Regions from separate parts of the Homo sapiens genome. Here regions 2 and 3 are each linked to region 1. Evidence: chromatin contacts called from ENCODE Hi-C or POLR2A ChIA-PET data. All regions are on one chromosome and are shown on one strand. The core of a region is the stretch at or near the end of the contact, and the rest is flanking DNA. Distances in the headings are between cores, read along the strand shown.

Region 1 (5,065 bases), core at 1,264-3,763:
GCTCAAACTCTGTTTTTTTTTTTTCTTTGAGACAGAGTCTTGCTCTATCACCCAGGCGGGAGTGCAGTGGCACGATCTCAGCTCACTGCAACCTCCACCTCCTGGGTTCAACCAATTCTCCTGCTCCATCCTCCCAAGTAGCTGGGATTACAGGCGCGCGCCACCACGCCCAACTAATTTTTGCATTTTTAGTAGAGACGGGGTTTCACCACGTTGGTCAGGCTAGTCTCAGACTCTTGACCTCGTGATCCGCCCACCTCGGCCTCCCAAAGTGCTGGGATTACAGGCATGAGCCACCACAACTGGCCTTGCTCAAACTCTTTTGCCAAGGTAACTCCTCATCTTTCATGGTAAGTGTCATTTCTGGGAAGCTTTTCCACACTACCTAGGAGAGGTCATGTCTCTTGTGGTGTGCTCTTGGAGCAGTACTCGAGACCGAAGTATTGAAATGCCTCTAGACCTGCTGATAAACAGCTCCTGCCCCAGCTTCCCCACCCATTCTTCCCTGAACGTCTTACTGGGTTTCAGCAACTAACTGGGTGAGATTTGGCCTAGAGGGACCTCTAGGCCCCTGCTCCACACAGTGGAAGTACCATCAGCCCACCACATAATGTCCCTGCCTAGCATTGAGCCTGATTTGTAATTTAACAAGGATTTGTGTCATTAGTTGTGTCCCCTTTGCCTCCCCTGCCAGTCTGGAAACTTTAAGAGGTCAGAAGCTGTGTCTAGTTTTCGTTTTTATCTCTTAGAGATGGAGTTTCACTCTGTTTCCCAGGCCTGGAGTGCAGTGGCGTGATCTTTGCTCACTGCAGCCTCGAACTCCTGGGCTCAAGCGATCCTCCTGCCCCAGCCTTCCCAGTAGCTGGAACTAAAGGCACGTACCACCATGATCAGATTGTGTCTTTTTTTCACCAGGGCCTGATTGGTCAGGGAAAATATTTGTTGAATACTTGAATAAATGATACCCAGACAAAAAAAGTCAGCTTGAAATCTGGATCTACCTCTGACACTGAGTGAGTCAATTGGCCTCTTTGTCCCTCAGTTTCTTTCTGCTGTAAAGTGGTGCAGTTCCTCTTTTTTTCTTTTTTAGACGAAGTCTGACTGCAACCTCTGCCTCCCAGGTTCAAGTGATTCTCCTGCCTCAGCCTCCCAAGTAGCTGGGATTACAGGCGCCCACCACCATGCCCGGCTAAGTTTTGCATTTTTAGTAGAGATGGGGTTTCGCCATGTTGGACAGGCTGGTTTCCAACTCCTGACCTCAGGTAATTCATCCGCCTTGGCCTCCCAAAGTGTTGGGATTACAGGTGTGAGCCACCACGCCCAGCCCAGTTCCTCCTTCAGCCAAGGCTCTCTTGAGAATGTAAGGGCCAGGTGTGGTGGCTCACGCCTGTAATCCCAGCACTTTGGGAGGCCGATGCGGGTGGATCTCTCGAGCCCAGGAGACCAGCCCAGCCTGGGCAACATGGCAAGACCCCATCTCTTAAAAAAAAAAAAAAAAAAAAGAGGGAGTGGGCAAGAGAGAATGTATGTACAGCCATTGGGAAACAACCCGGAACAGGACTCAGGAGGTCCTTGCTCCTGTGGACTTTACAGGAGACAGACAGTAAAGGCACAAGATGCCTTCTTATGGTACTAAGAAGAAAATATGCCGCATGATATTGCAGATGGGGGGGCGGGGGCGTCACAGAACGTGACTTTTTTTTTTTTTTTTTGAGACAGAGTCTTGCTCTGTCGCCCAGACTGGAGTGCAGTGGTGCAGTCTCGCCTCACTGCCACCTCCGTCTCCTGGGTTCAAGTGATTCTCCTGCCTCAGCTTCCCAAGTAGCTGGAATTACAGGCGCCCACCACCACGCCAGGCTAATTTTTGTATTTTTAGTAGAGATGGGGTTTCACTATGTTGGCCAGGCTGGTCTCAAACTCCTGACCTCAGGTGATCCTCCCACCTGGGCCTCCCAAAGTGCTGGGATTAAAGGCGTGAGCCACTGCACCCGGCCCAGAAAGTTGACTTCTAAGCGTTTCCCCAAAGTGTCTATTAGGTATCTTTATGATTCAATAACCCATTCTTACAGAAATTAATTGTAAGCCTGGGAGCGGTGGCTCACGCCTGTTATCCCAGCGCTTTGGGAGGCTAAGGCGGGAGGATCGCTTGAGGCCAAGAGTTCGAGACCACCCTGGGCAACACAGCGAGACCTCCATACATCTCTAAGCAAAAAAAAAAAAAAATTCATTGTAAAAGCAATTTTCTTTTTGGTTACTGCCATAGGGATTTTGTAACTGAGTCACACCGGGCCGAGGCGGGACCTCATTGGCTGCGACCGACCACGTGCCGCAGTCGCCCCGGCGGTCGGGGCCCCGCCCCTCGGCTACCGTTCTGTGGATCAGGGGCCGAGCTCCGCCCCCGGCGCGCGGCTGAGACCCTCTCTATAAAAGGAGCCGGCGGAGGATGGCGAGCCTTTACGTCGGCGCGTAACGAGGGGGTGCGTGTGAGGTCATCGCGCGGGCGGGCGGGCGGGGTCTGGCGGTTTGAACGAGACGAAGACGGAACCGGAGCCGGTTGCGGGCAGTGGACGCGGTTCTGCCGAGAGCCGGTGAGCCGGCTAGCGGGCCCGGGGGGTGCGGCTGGGGGGGCGGCCGCGTGGGCCAAGGCCGGGCGTGCGCGGGCAGGCCCTACGGGCAGCGCCAGGGCCGTTCCACACGGCGGTGCTGTTCGAGCCGGGTGGGGGAAGGGCGGGGCCGTCACCCGGCGCGCGCGGGCTGGGCCTGGGGGCGCGCGCTGCGCTCTGCTCAGGGGGCGGGGTCTCGGGCCGGAAGTGGGCTGCTGCTACGCGGGGTGGGGGTTTCTGGGCCGCCGCTGAGGTGTGGTCCCTGCGCTGCAGCGACTGGAGGTCCCAGGGTGGTTGGGCCCTGGGAGGGTGTGGGCGAGGTGGGCCGTCCTGGGAGCTCTGGGGACGCACATTGTGGGAGGCCGTGTTGCCTGAGGGCCGAGAGATCGGGTGGTGGAGTCAGACCTGGGTTGGGTTCCGTGCGGTGTGACCTTGGACAGGTGCTTTAACCGCTGTGGATCTCAGCTTCCTCATCTGTAAAACGGGGACAGTAATACTACCCACATTAAACTCTTAGCGCGATGTATGGCAGAAAGTAAGCCAGCTCTTGGACTCCCTCCTTTCTTCAGTGTGTGTTTATTGAATGCCCACTAGGTGTTGGGCACCGTGCTAAACCCTGGCTGTTTTCCCGGGAACAAAGATTTGCTCTCCAGGAATCCACATTATGATGAGCAGGAGGACAGTATAACGGGATGGTATCAACAGTGCTAGTTCAGTCCCTACTTCACAGTTGCCCTCGGATGCTGCAGGGCAGAGCTTGACCTCTGCCCCATTTTGGGGATGAGGATCCTGGGGCCCATTGAGGGAGGTTATGCTAGGCCGGGCATCCGCTTCTCCGATGGCATGTCTCTAACAGTAGTAATGATAATAGCAGCTCTTTGTTAGTTGGGCACTTGTTTTGTGTCAAGCACTGTTAAGTGCTCCATGTGGCTTTGTGTCTTTTAATACTAACACTGTCTTTAAGAGAGATTCTCTTCTTCCTTTTTTTTTTTTTTTTGAGACAGAGTTTTATTCTGTTGCCCAGGCGTGCAGTGGCACCATCGCTCACTGCAACCTCCGCCTCCCGGGTTCAAGCGATTCTCGTGCCTCAGCCTCCCGAGTAGTCGGGATTACAGGCGCGCGCCACCAAGCCCGGCTAATTGTTGTATTTTTTAGTAGAGACGAGGTTTCGCCATGTTGGCCAGGCTGTTGTCGAACTCCTGACCTCAAGTGATCTGTCCGCCTCGGCCTCCAAAGTGTTGGGATTACAGGTGTGAGCCACCGCGCCTGGCAAGAGAGATTACTTTCATTTTACAAATAAGGGGTCTGAGACTCTGAGAGGCGGAGTGTCTTATGCAGCCCAGCAAGTGGCTGAACCCCCACCTGGGACTTCAGTGTCTAGGCTCTTAACCTCTTTATTACACTTTCTCCCTGAGGTCCAGAGCTACACATCCAGATGTGCCCTTTGTGGTGGTGCGTCAAAGTGCCTAGCACAGTTTTTGGCACAGAGGGAAGCTTAGGACGTGATGTGCCTTTTGCTTAAGTGTTTTCATGTAGATTTTTGTTTAATCCTTACCACCACTTTGTGCAGAGATACTGTTTTACCCATTTTACAGGATGAGCCATTTGTGATGCAGGAAGATTAAGTGACTTGCCCACGGTCACATAGGTCCTTTCTGGTGGCACCTCCTTCCCCCACTTTACATAGGGCTTATTGTGGTGCCTTGAAAGTAATAGAGTGCTTTAGAGCCAGCGTTGAATTTGTATAGGTTTGGGATCTTGCTAGGAGAGCTGCTGAAGGAAGAGAGATTCCTGGGTAGGTTTGAGGGAGCTTTTTCATGGTGGTGGTGGAAACCTGGATCAGGAAGCCTTGTAAGGGTGAGATTTGTGTGGTAGTCATGGGTCTTCCATGGCTGCCAATGATGGAATTGTGAAGGAAGGGTGAGCTGGAGCTCTGTTTTGATTGTCAGGAGGAGCCAATTAATTGATTGAGTCGGTGGATGTTCATTGTACATCCACAGGGTGCCTAATCCATGTATTTAGTGGCTGCAGCGTTTGTGGAGCACGTGGGACCAGGTATTAATGTACTGCTAATGAAAGTTTTAAATTATATGATGATGAAAGGCCATTAATGTTTTTTGAGCTGGGGTGTGGTCAGGAGACACACATGGCTTTACCAGCTGCTTAGATTTTATAGCAGCATGATGCACACGATACAGTATATATAGGAATGTCGCCATAATAGATTACAATTGCTCAGCTGGGACCATGTCTTTTTTGTTTGAATGTCTCTGGTACCTGATTTTGCGCACAGTATTTTGTTCATTCAAGGATTTTAAACAAGGGAGGCACTTGCTGTGATTTGTGATTCAGGAAATTCTCTCTGGTTTGCTGTGTAAGAACAGATTGACACAGACAAATTTGAAGACTGTTGCAGTGCATCTCCGTGCAAGATGGTGCTGGCAGGTCTCAGGCGCACTGTT
Region 2 (5,065 bases), core at 835-3,334, 3.8 Mb after region 1:
GAGCCCAGAAGATCAAAGCTGCAGTGAGCCCTGATCATGCCACCGCATTTGAGCACGGGCAACAGAGTGAGACCCTGTCTTAAAAACTAAACTAAAATAGTCATTATACTAGGGAGCCATATTTTGGGGTAAAATATTTTGATTTCCTTCAACTGGCTAAGCTTTACCATTTCATATGGGAGGGAAACTGGATCAGAAAAGAGGCAGGGCTGAAAAGAACAAGACCCACGGGGAAACTTAGGACAAAAGGAGTGCACCCATATAACGTATACGGCCCTTCCACCAGTTCCAGACAGTAACGTGATCACAGTATGTTTCACCTTGGGGGTCCAGCCCCACTTAATCTACTGAAACAATGTCAGGGTGGGCTTGGGGTGGAAAACAGCAGCTATAGTATTCTGGAAAAGCTCTCTAGGAGGTTTTTTGTTTGTTTTTTGTTTTGTTTTTGAGACCAAGTCTTGCTCTGTTGCCCAGGCTGGAGTGCAATGGCGCGATCTTGGCTCACTGCAACCTCCACCTCCCAGGTTCAAACAATTCTCATGCCTCGAGCCTCCTGAGAAGCTGGGATTACAGGTCCCCACCACCACGCCCGGCTAATTTTTTTTGCATTTTTAGTAGAGACGGGCTTTCAACCATGTTGGCCAGGCTGGTCTCGAACTCCTGACCTCAAGTGATCCACCGACCTCGGCCTTCCAAAGTGCTGGGATTATGGGAGTGAGCCACTGCGCCTGGCCTCCCTAGGGAGGTTCTATTACTCCTGAAAAGTGAAGAATTACAGGTGAATGTTGATAGGTATGCAAAAGATACTCTGACCTGTTTAAAAAAAAAAAAGATACTCTCAGCTTTAAAGTTTAACGGTTAAGAGCACAGATTCTGGAGTCAGACACACCCAGGTACCAGATACATTACTTGTCTTTATAAATCCACTGTCCAGAGGCCGGGTGAGGTGGCTCACGCCTGTAATCCTAGCACTTTGGGAGGCCAAGATGGGCGGATTGCCTGAGCTCAGGAGTTCGAGACCAGCCTGGGCAACATAGTGAAACCCCCGTCTCTACTAAAATACAAAAAAAACTAGTGGAGCGTGGTAGTGGGCGCCTGTGATCCCAGCTACGTGGGAGGCTGAGGCACGAGAATCGCTTGAACCCGGGAGGTGGAGGTTGCAGTGAGCAGAGACCGTGCCGTCTCAAAAAAAAAAAAAAAAAAAAATCCACTGTCCAGAAGGGATGTGCCTTGGTCTCTGGACTTACCAGCACAGTGAGCCTGGCACCACCTGGAGGGCCACCGGAAGGAGCCCCATCCCCAGGGGTTCTGAGTCAGTAGGCGTGGAATGGGGGCCGAGAACCTGCGCCTCTACCCAGTTCCCAGGCGATACGGCCGCTGCTGATCCGGAAGCTCACTTTGTGAACCACTGACGCAGCACATGGTGAGGACGCTGTATGTGAACACTCAGATATCCTGATACCTAACCCAATCCTTGTATTTGCCGCCCAGGAGTCCCCGGTTGGGTCCACCTTGCTATACGGCCTCAGAATCTCATTTCCTCTTTTGGGGTCTCAGGGCTCTCGTGTGCCAAAAGAGGGTGCTGGGCAAGATGAAATGGTTAGTTATTACAGAAGAGTTAACATCTTCAACAAGGCCCTACAGAACTTGCAGGGTTAGGGGAGAAAATAAGCGGGCTAAATCCTGTGGGGCAGCTTGGAGCTACCCTGGAGCAAGGTCTGGGCTCAGCAGGCGAGTAGGTCGCAAGGAAAGGTAGAGCCGCTCCTGCCCCACTCGCTGCTCGAGGGGCAGCTGTGGCCGACTGGGCGACGCTGACGTCCAGCCTCGGTTTTCCCCTACCTCCTCGGTCTCCACAGCGCCTCCTGGCGCCCATGTCACCGTTCTACCAAGATTGTCCCTCCCCTCACACCTTACCGCGAGCCCGGCGGATGCTGACGTCATTTCCGCCACGAGTAGCGCGCTTGCGCCAAGGCGCCGGTCGCTGTTTCACTCGGATGGCTTCGCGGTCGCCGATTGGCTGCGTGAGCACGTCGGCGGGAGGGCGCGCGACACTGCACCGCCCCTCCCTTCGCGGCGCCTGCTCTGTAGAGCCGGCGGAACCGGGTAGCTTGGCCAGGTTGTGAGGAACCGCAGCGCGCCGCAGGACCGGGCCGCTGAGCCTGCAGCCGCCCCGCGCCGTGACCTGCGACCCTAGACCCCGACTCCCTTTGGCTCAGCCCGCGCGCCCCAGGCCCGGCCCGGGCGGCGCGACGGGAGGATGAGCGGCGGGCGGCGGAAGGAGGAGCCGCCTCAGCCGCAGCTGGCCAACGGGGCCCTCAAAGTCTCCGTCTGGAGTAAGGTGCTGCGGAGCGACGCGGCCTGGGAGGATAAGGTACGGTGGAGTCTGAACAGGGCGCGGGTGCGAGGAGTCGGCTGGGACTCGGGGAACGGAAGACTGGCGCGGGCCTGCCCTCGTCCTCGTTCCGGCACAATCGAGTAGGGCAGTGGGGCGGGTGGCCCAAGGGTGTCAGAGCAAACTTGGCGGGCACTGGGCGGACAGCTGGGCTTGGAGCTCCCCGAAGGGTGGCCTAAGGATGAAGCCCCCTAGTTATGCGGAATTGGCGAGGAGCGGGGAGAGGCGTTGTCATTCGCGGGCAGGGTTTGTGCCTGAACTGGGAAAGGGAGCTGAATTCGATTCGGCCTCCGCCTTTTATGTGCAGTAGGGTTTTGAGTAGGTTACTTGTTTCTTTCGAATTAAGTAGCACAAACATTAACAGTAACAGACTTCTGCTGAGAATGCTTTCTACGTGCCAGGTGCTCTGCAAGCGGAATCTCGTTTAACTCAGAATAACTCTGAAGTGGGGTACTGTGGTACATTAAAGCCTTTTGCACATAGTGAGGCTCGCTAATCTTGAGCTGCTGTTGCTTGTTGAATGTAAAGGACCGAATACTTTGATAAGCATGAGTCAAGAGGGGAGACTGAGACCACCCGCTGGGTGAGTGTGAGGTGTGGGGGTGGAGAAACGCCACCAGATATGTGCGAGAATTGGTTGGGACTTCAGAACGTTCTTACTCGTCCCATTCGGAGGATGCTTCGTAACTCTGCTCCATGATCTGGAAGGGGCCATCACAAACAGCTTGATTCCAGGTAGCTTGAAAAGCGTATTATATTTGCAGTCATTTCTTGGTTTTCTGGGCTGCCGAAGTGGATTTTCCTTCCTGAAGTTCCTGTAAAGGGGGATGGGAGGCACTTCCTGAAGGTGCCCTTGTTCTGCCCCCAGCCCTGCCCAGCTCTTGCAAAACCTGCAGTCTCTAATCTGCTGTGTCATTTCTTTCTTTTCTTGTATAAGGACTGGTTTCTGGAATCTAGGGCAGATCAGAAACCTGAGTCGTCTGTGTTCTTCCATTAAACTTAAATATAGTGGCACCTGCCTCCAGCATTTATGGTTCTAATCCGTATGTGCGGCCAGTAGCACAATTATTATCACAGTCATTTCATTACAGGCCATATTATATATGCACCTCTAGAATTTTGATTTAGAGCACAGATTCTGGAAGTGATCGCTTAATGATGTCTAAATGTATCTTTTTTTTTTTTTTTTTTTGAGACGGAGTTTCACTCTTGTTGCCCTGCAACCTCCACCTCCCAGGTTCAAGCAATTCTCTTGCCTCAGCCTCCCAAGTAGCTGGGATTAAAGGCGCCCGCCACAACACCCGGCTAATTTTTTGTATTTTTAGTAGAGACAGGGTTTCACCATGTTGGCCGGGCTGGTCTTGAACTCCTGACATCAGGTGATCCACCCGCCTCGGCCTCCCAAAGTGCTGGGATTACAGGCTTCAGCCACCACGCCCAGCCCCTAAATGTATCATTTCTACCACATTTTAGTATAAGTAAGAGGTGAAACAGGAAGCACATACTGTTGCCTTTGGGGGGAAACAAATTTCCTGGATATGTTTAGCAGAAAGGTTTAATATTCTCCCCTTTTGCTGTCTTGTGGCACCCACTCCAGATAATTCTTGCATTTTCTGTCTTTTCTACAGGATGAATTTTTAGATGTGATCTACTGGTTCCGACAGATCATTGCTGTGGTCCTGGGTGTCATTTGGGGAGTTTTGCCATTACGAGGGTTCTTGGGAATAGCAGGGTAAGTCTTGGGTATCTTATATTTTCATGGTATCATTTCTTTTTAAATAGAGGCTTTTTTTCCTGTTACAGGAAAGGCCATTGCTGCTCTGGAGCTGTGTGTGTGTGTGATGACTAAAGCAAAGAAGCAGCCCTACAGTGGCACTCCTGGGTCTGGTGCACCACTCCTCAGGAGCATCTCAGGTCAGGCAGGTTACCTTCCTGCCTTCCTGAAGGCTGGGCCAGTCCATTCATTCATGGGTCTAAAGTGACCTCATGCAAGAGGCTATGACTACTTGTTCGTGGCATGCACTCTAGTTCTGCTGTGACCTTTGTACCTGTGCGAGTTTGGGAAGTAGGAACTTCTGTATTTGACGACCATTTCCCTTGTTCCTGGCACAGTGCTTAATGTCCTAAACCTTGGCTTTGGTAGAAGTTATTTCAGGTCCCTCCATTTTGTTTTTTTGAGATAGGGCCGCACTTTGTTGCCCAGGTGGGAGCACACTGGCACCATCACAGCTGACTGCAGCCTCGACCTCCTGGACTCAAATGATTTTCCTGCCTCAGCCTCCTAAGTAGCTGGAACTACAGGTGTGAGCCACCACACCTGGCTAATTTTTAAAAATTTTGTAGAGACAAGGTTTCTCTACATTTCCCAGGCTGGTCTTGAACTCCTGGGCTCAAGTGATCCTCCTTTCTTGGCCTCTCAAAGTGTTGGTATTATAGGCATGAGTCAGCAGGTCTGGCATCGGTCTCATTCTTTTTTTTTTTTTTTTTTTTTTTTAAAGACAGAGTCTTTCTCTGTCGCCCAGGCAGGCGTGTACTGGCGTGATCTCGGCTCACTGCAACCTCTACCTCTCAGGTTCAAGCAATTCTTCTGCCTCAGACTCCCAAGTAGCTGGGACTACAGGTGTCTGCCCCCATGCCCGGCTTATTTTTTGTATTTTTAGTAGCGACGGGGTT
Region 3 (5,065 bases), core at 1,709-4,208, 3.1 Mb after region 1:
TATATGCATATATATATGTGTATGTGTATATATGCATGTGTGTATATATACATATATAAATATATATAAATGTTTTTTTTTTTTTTTGAGATGGAGCCTCACCGTGTTGCCTAGGCTGGTGTGCAATGGCGCGATCTCAGCTCACTGCAACCTTCGCCTCCCAGGTTCAAACAATTCTCCTCCCTCAGCCTCCTGAGTAGCTAGGATTACAGTTGCCCGCAACCAAGCCCAGATAATTTTTGTATTTTGAGTAGAGATGGGGTTTCACCATGATGGTCAGGCTAGTCTCAAACTCCTGACTTCGTGATCCGCTCACCTCGGCCTCCCAAAGTGCTGGGATTACAGGTGTGAGCCACCGCACCCGGCCTATTCTATATTTTTACTTAACCATTTCTATGTATAGATACACAAATACTTACCATTGTTACTGCCTATAGTATTCAGTACAGTAACATGCTGTACAGGCTTGTAGCCTACGAGCAGTAGGCTCTATCACAAAGCCTAGGTGTGTGTAGGCTATACCATCTAGTTTGCATAAGTGCACTCTATGAGGCTCACACAATAAAACTGCCTAAGGGCTCATTTTCAGAACGCATCCCCATTAAGAGATGCATGACTGTATAAAGTTCTTCACCATTCTTTTTTTTTTGAGACGGAGTTTCGCTCTTGTTGCCCAGGCTGGAGTGCAATGGCGCGATCACTGCTCGCTGCAACCTCCGCCTCCTGGTTTCAAGCGATTCTCCTGCCTCAGCCTCCCGAATAGCTGGGATTACAGGCGTGCGCCACCAAGCCCGGCTAATTTTGTATTTTTAGTAGAAAGACAGTTTCACCATGTTGGTCAGGCTGGTCTCAAACTCCTGACCTTAAGTGATCCGCCCGCCTTGGCTTCCCAAAGTACTGAGATTACAGCCATGTGCCACTACACCCAGATAATTTTCTATTTTTAGTAGAGATGGGGGTTTCACTATGTTGGTCAAGCTGGTCTCGAACTCCTGATCTCAAGTGATCCACCGCCTCTGCCTCCCACAGTGCTGGGATTACAGGCGTGAGCCACTGTGCTTGTCCTTCTTCACCTATTCTAATCTTCTTTAAACATTACCTTTTAAAGAAGGCTGTTCTTACCTTCTAAACAACTATCTTTTTCCAGGGAGGCAGGTGCAAACTCTGCCAAGAAATCCCAAGAATGCAAAAATACTTCTCAATTTGTCTGTCTTTAATATTCAAAAGCAAATTGCCCCTCACCAACTTCCAGCCCAGTCTCACTCATGCTTTGTGGTGTGAACTGCAGGCTGATTTTGATTGTTGAGAGCAGTGCAAGGAAGACAAGTCTGGCCTTCCTTATATTAACAAATGGCACTCACTGCAATAGGACCTATCTGGGACCAATCCAAGCTGTCCATGGACCCTAACTAGCTCCTTCCTGGTTGGGCAGAAGCCTCTGGAAACAGAGTAGGTTTAAGATTTCAGAACAGGTCCTCATTATTTGCCAAATTCTTTCTTCCCTTTGTAAACGATTATGCTAGTTTAAACACCAAAAGGGAGCCAGCCGGAGAGACATTAAAATGAGTAGCTTCAGTAATGTAAATAATCCATTACTTCAACTAGTTCTGCTTTATTCCTACCACAGGCCTAAAATTTGGCAAGGAAGTTGAGCAAGCCTGGCGGCATAAGCCAGAGCTCACAAGAACTAGCCTATCTCTGTGAAGGTGTGCAGTAAACACTTCACATTAAAATGGCCCAGTAACTTGGACATTTTGGGAAGCCTGTACCCAAAGGGCAGGTGCAAGTTGGTGCCCATATTGGTATAGAGGTAGCCAGTTAAGTGAGCATTTAATAGAGCCAGCTATTTTGCGTGTAAGAAACCCAAGTGGGTCCTTGGGAGCCCAGGTGAAAAACTTCCCATGTGTGGTAGAGGGATAACCTAGGTTCAGTCAACATCTAAAGATCCCACTATAGCCAACGAAGGCCTTATTGTTACGGACTCCCAACTTCGTTTCGCCACCAGCCAGAAAGGCGGTAGGAAACAGGCTTGGTAAAATAAACCCAATAAGAACGAATGAAAGAGACACACCAGACCACAGGCGCTGCCAAAACTCATTTTTCATTAACACGGGGTGGGGTCCCAGGCTCAGGCCCCCGGGCCCGATCATGGCCCCAGTCCGCACAGAGCGCCCGGCCCTGGCCGCCCGCAGCTCCACCGCTCAGCCAGTGATGCGCACATCCGTGCGGCGGCGGATCCGCCGGGCCCGAGCCGCCTCGGGCAGGATGGCGAGCAGCTGCTCTTGCACCAGCATCTCCACGATCTGCTCCTTGGTGCGGATGTCAGGCCGCAGCCACTGGCGGGACAGCTCCCGCAGCTGCCGGAAAGCCTCCCGGGGACCCGCCGCATCCTGGTAGCGGAACTGCCGGAAACGCTGGCGGAACGTCTCGGGACCGAGTCTAGAGCCGGCGGGGCCTGGTGTGGAGCGCGCTTCAGCTTCGGCCTGAGGCGCTACGCTCACGGGTGCGGGCCCGAGAGGCAGCTCCAGGGCCGCGGAGGCCGCAGCTCGGGGCGTAGGGATGGCTTCAGGGACCGCGGCGTTGGGACTGGAAGGCTCAGGGGCAGGCGGTGAGGCCTCTGGCAGCGAGGAGCCCACACAGTTACGCTCAGGGGCTGAGCTCGAACCGGCTCCTTCCAGTTTCTCCGGTGGCACCGCCGCGGGACTCCCAGTGGCCGCCAAGATCGGCTCCGTAGCCGCCATAACTCCAGCTCCGGGCGTCACTCTTTGTCCGGTAGCTGTGTGCTCAGCACTGCGTCTGCGCGGGGGTGGGGTGAGCAGGGAGACGTTTCCGGTTAAAGGGCAGAGCTCGCGTCACCCTTGAGGGAGTCGGACTCGGGACCGGCCGAGAGTGTGCGGAGCTTACCTGCACCAGCGAAGCGCCTGCGGCAGCCGGAAGCGAAAGTCTCTGGCTTCTCTGCGTCCAGGTCGGCGCGCGAGCACCCGGAAGCCGCTTGCGGGCTCCCGGAAGCGGCGCCCTCTAGCGTTCTCGAGTCGCATGAGGCGGCTGCTGCCCTCGCGGTGCGGGAGGGCGAGCTGCGCGTGGCCTGGGCTCCTTCCGAATGGTGGCGCCTCTGAGCGCCAGTTCGAGGAGGAGTCGGAGGAGGAGCCTGAATGTTTGGAGATAGACTTCAAGTCCCGGACCTTATCCGTGCGCCGCTTCGGTTTGCAGGTGACCTTTGCGTGCGGGCGCCCCTTCTGATTGACCCTGATGAGCTGTAGCTCTGATGGCCCCTCCTTCGGGAATGATTAGGGTGACGGCTGGCCGGGGCTCGTTCGAGTGGCGCCCGGCCGGTGGTGACCCGAACAGGAGAGCGGGACGGCGACCATTCTCTCGGGAGGGGCCCATCTGGAGAAAGTCCTCTCGCTTGGTCAAACTAGGAGGGCGATAGCACCGGCCTTACTGCGACGATGACAAAGTACAACACACCGTCTGGCGCGAAGGAGATGCTCGAGAACCCTTTGCTGTTGTTATTTTTCGCGTGTCCTCCGAAACCAAGGGAAATGCGGCTCTGTGGGTTCTGTTAACGTCAGCATTTAATAAGTGAACTCTAAATGCATTGCCCCTTATGGTGGCCGCTGGCCTCCTGAGTTGACTCAGCTCTTGCAACGTAGCTAGTTGATAACCCTCGAAATATAGCGAATTGAGATGTGCTATATTGTAAAATACGGGACTTAGTACGAAAAAACTGATGTAAAAATTATCTCAATACTTTTTAATACTGATTACATGTTGGAATATAATGTTTTGCATATATTGGGTCAAATAAAAATGTTATTAATTTCACCTGTGTTTTTACTTTTTAAATGCAGCTTCTAAAAACATTTAAATTGCATGTGCAGTTTACATTATATTTCTGTTGAGCAGCCTTGGGTTAGAGTGTTGGAGTGAGGCTACCTTGGTGGAATCCCCTTTGACGATACCCAGCTCAGAGTTGTTAGGAGGATTAAATAAATTAAGCCGTTGGAGAGAAAGGGCTTTTAAGAAGTTTGCTCTTGTTTTTATTAGGTAAACTGCTTGCTATCTCTGAGCTACTGTTTTCTTATCAGTAAAATGTGGATGTAATAGAACTTACCTCTCAGAGGTAATTGAGAATTCAGTGAGATGATGTAGGTAAAAGCACGTGGCCCTGACAGCCCTCGGCCAGGTGGTTTTCTGTTTGGTAGCTGACTCACAAATAGTTTTGTTTTTGTTTTTGTTTTTGTTTTGAGACTGAGTCCTCCGCCTACCGGGTTCAAGCGATTCTCCTCCCTCCGCCTCCCGAGTAGCTGGGATTACAGGCGCCCACCACCACACCCGGCTAATATTTTATATTTTTGGTACAGATGGAGTTTCACCGTGTTGGCCAGACTGGTCTCGAACTCTTGACCTCAGGTGATCCACTCTCCTCAGCCTCCCAAAGTGCTGGCATTACAGGCGTGAGCCACCGTGCCGGGCCACAAATAGGTTTTATATCCTCATTTTACAGAAGGGGAAACTGAGGCCCTCAAAGGACAGGGGCCTCATATGAAAGGTTTTCTATGACCTTGCAGTCCTTTTGAGCCCGTGCAGGATGGAGGAGCAGGTTTAACAACCATTAACATGCCATTAGCCCTGATATAAAACTTACCCCTACCATAGGATGTTTCCTTTGGATGGGTAGAAGTGGACCCTCATGAAATCATTTCCATAGCCTGAAAACCTTGAAAGTCGTTGCAGTGGGCCTTTAATGTTTTTTAGTTGCTGACATGTAAAAATTGGGAGATTTCACATGCAAATCTGGATTTCTAATTTTTCTTGAAAAAACGGAAGAGCTGGCCACACTGGACCCAAATTCCTGCTGGTCAACAATCAGCTGACACTGAGTAGAGACGACTTCCTTTAGACAAGATACTCTGTCCCATTTGGTCTCAATCTCAACCATTCCCTATGGTTCTCTGAAATAGAATGTTGTTTGCATTTACTGTTGCTCTCAGGTTGTTGCTTTATTTAGAGTTGATATTTTTCTCTCTTTTCTTTTTAGAGGTGAGAAAGCAGGGTCTTAGTG

What was found. Hi-C counts contacts between places; a loop is a spot of excess contacts on that map. ChIA-PET counts read pairs that join two places held with the same protein, here RNA polymerase II (POLR2A). Pooled maps may share reads with other maps.
Region 2: a pooled map shows a loop between it and region 1 (10-fold over the local background). The contact joins the promoter of RAB5IF here to the promoter of MAPRE1 in region 1. A Hi-C loop is called at or near these places in 1 of 168 maps with a recorded cell type or tissue (CD4-positive, alpha-beta T cell) and 2 of 50 pooled maps. POLR2A ChIA-PET finds 5 or more read pairs at or near these places in 2 of 52 experiments (A549 and GM12878).
Region 3: a map of CD4-positive, alpha-beta T cell shows a loop between it and region 1 (14-fold over the local background). The contact joins the promoter of SCAND1 here to the promoter of MAPRE1 in region 1. A Hi-C loop is called at or near these places in 1 of 168 maps with a recorded cell type or tissue (CD4-positive, alpha-beta T cell) and 6 of 50 pooled maps. POLR2A ChIA-PET finds 5 or more read pairs at or near these places in 2 of 52 experiments (activated B cell and activated T-cell).

The regions. Positions count from the first base shown.
Region 1 is chr20:32,817,441-32,822,505 of GRCh38, forward strand. MAPRE1 (microtubule associated protein RP/EB family member 1) reads left to right here and starts at 2,514. Exons shown (of 7, transcript NM_012325.3): 1 at 2,514-2,588. RefSeq lists a silencer at 2,231-2,820 and enhancers at 2,893-3,562, 3,563-4,232.
Region 2 is chr20:36,603,695-36,608,759 of GRCh38, forward strand. RAB5IF (RAB5 interacting factor) reads left to right here and starts at 2,085. Exons shown (of 4, transcript NM_018840.5): 1 at 2,085-2,371; 2 at 4,021-4,124. The coding sequence starts at 2,258. It overlaps TGIF2-RAB5IF (TGIF2-RAB5IF readthrough), which reads left to right. Exons shown (of 5, transcript NM_001199535.2): 3 at 4,021-4,124. RefSeq lists enhancers at 959-1,008, 1,739-1,878, 3,230-4,429 and silencers at 1,000-1,399, 2,079-2,388.
Region 3 is chr20:35,951,544-35,956,608 of GRCh38, forward strand. It overlaps SCAND1 (SCAN domain containing 1), which reads right to left and starts at 2,959. Exons shown (of 2, transcript NM_033630.3): 1 at 2,905-2,959; 2 at 2,081-2,796. The coding sequence starts at 2,741. The coding sequence ends at 2,202. It also overlaps a transcript of CNBD2 not described here. RefSeq lists enhancers at 2,477-2,556, 2,677-2,936, 3,017-3,216, 3,317-3,526.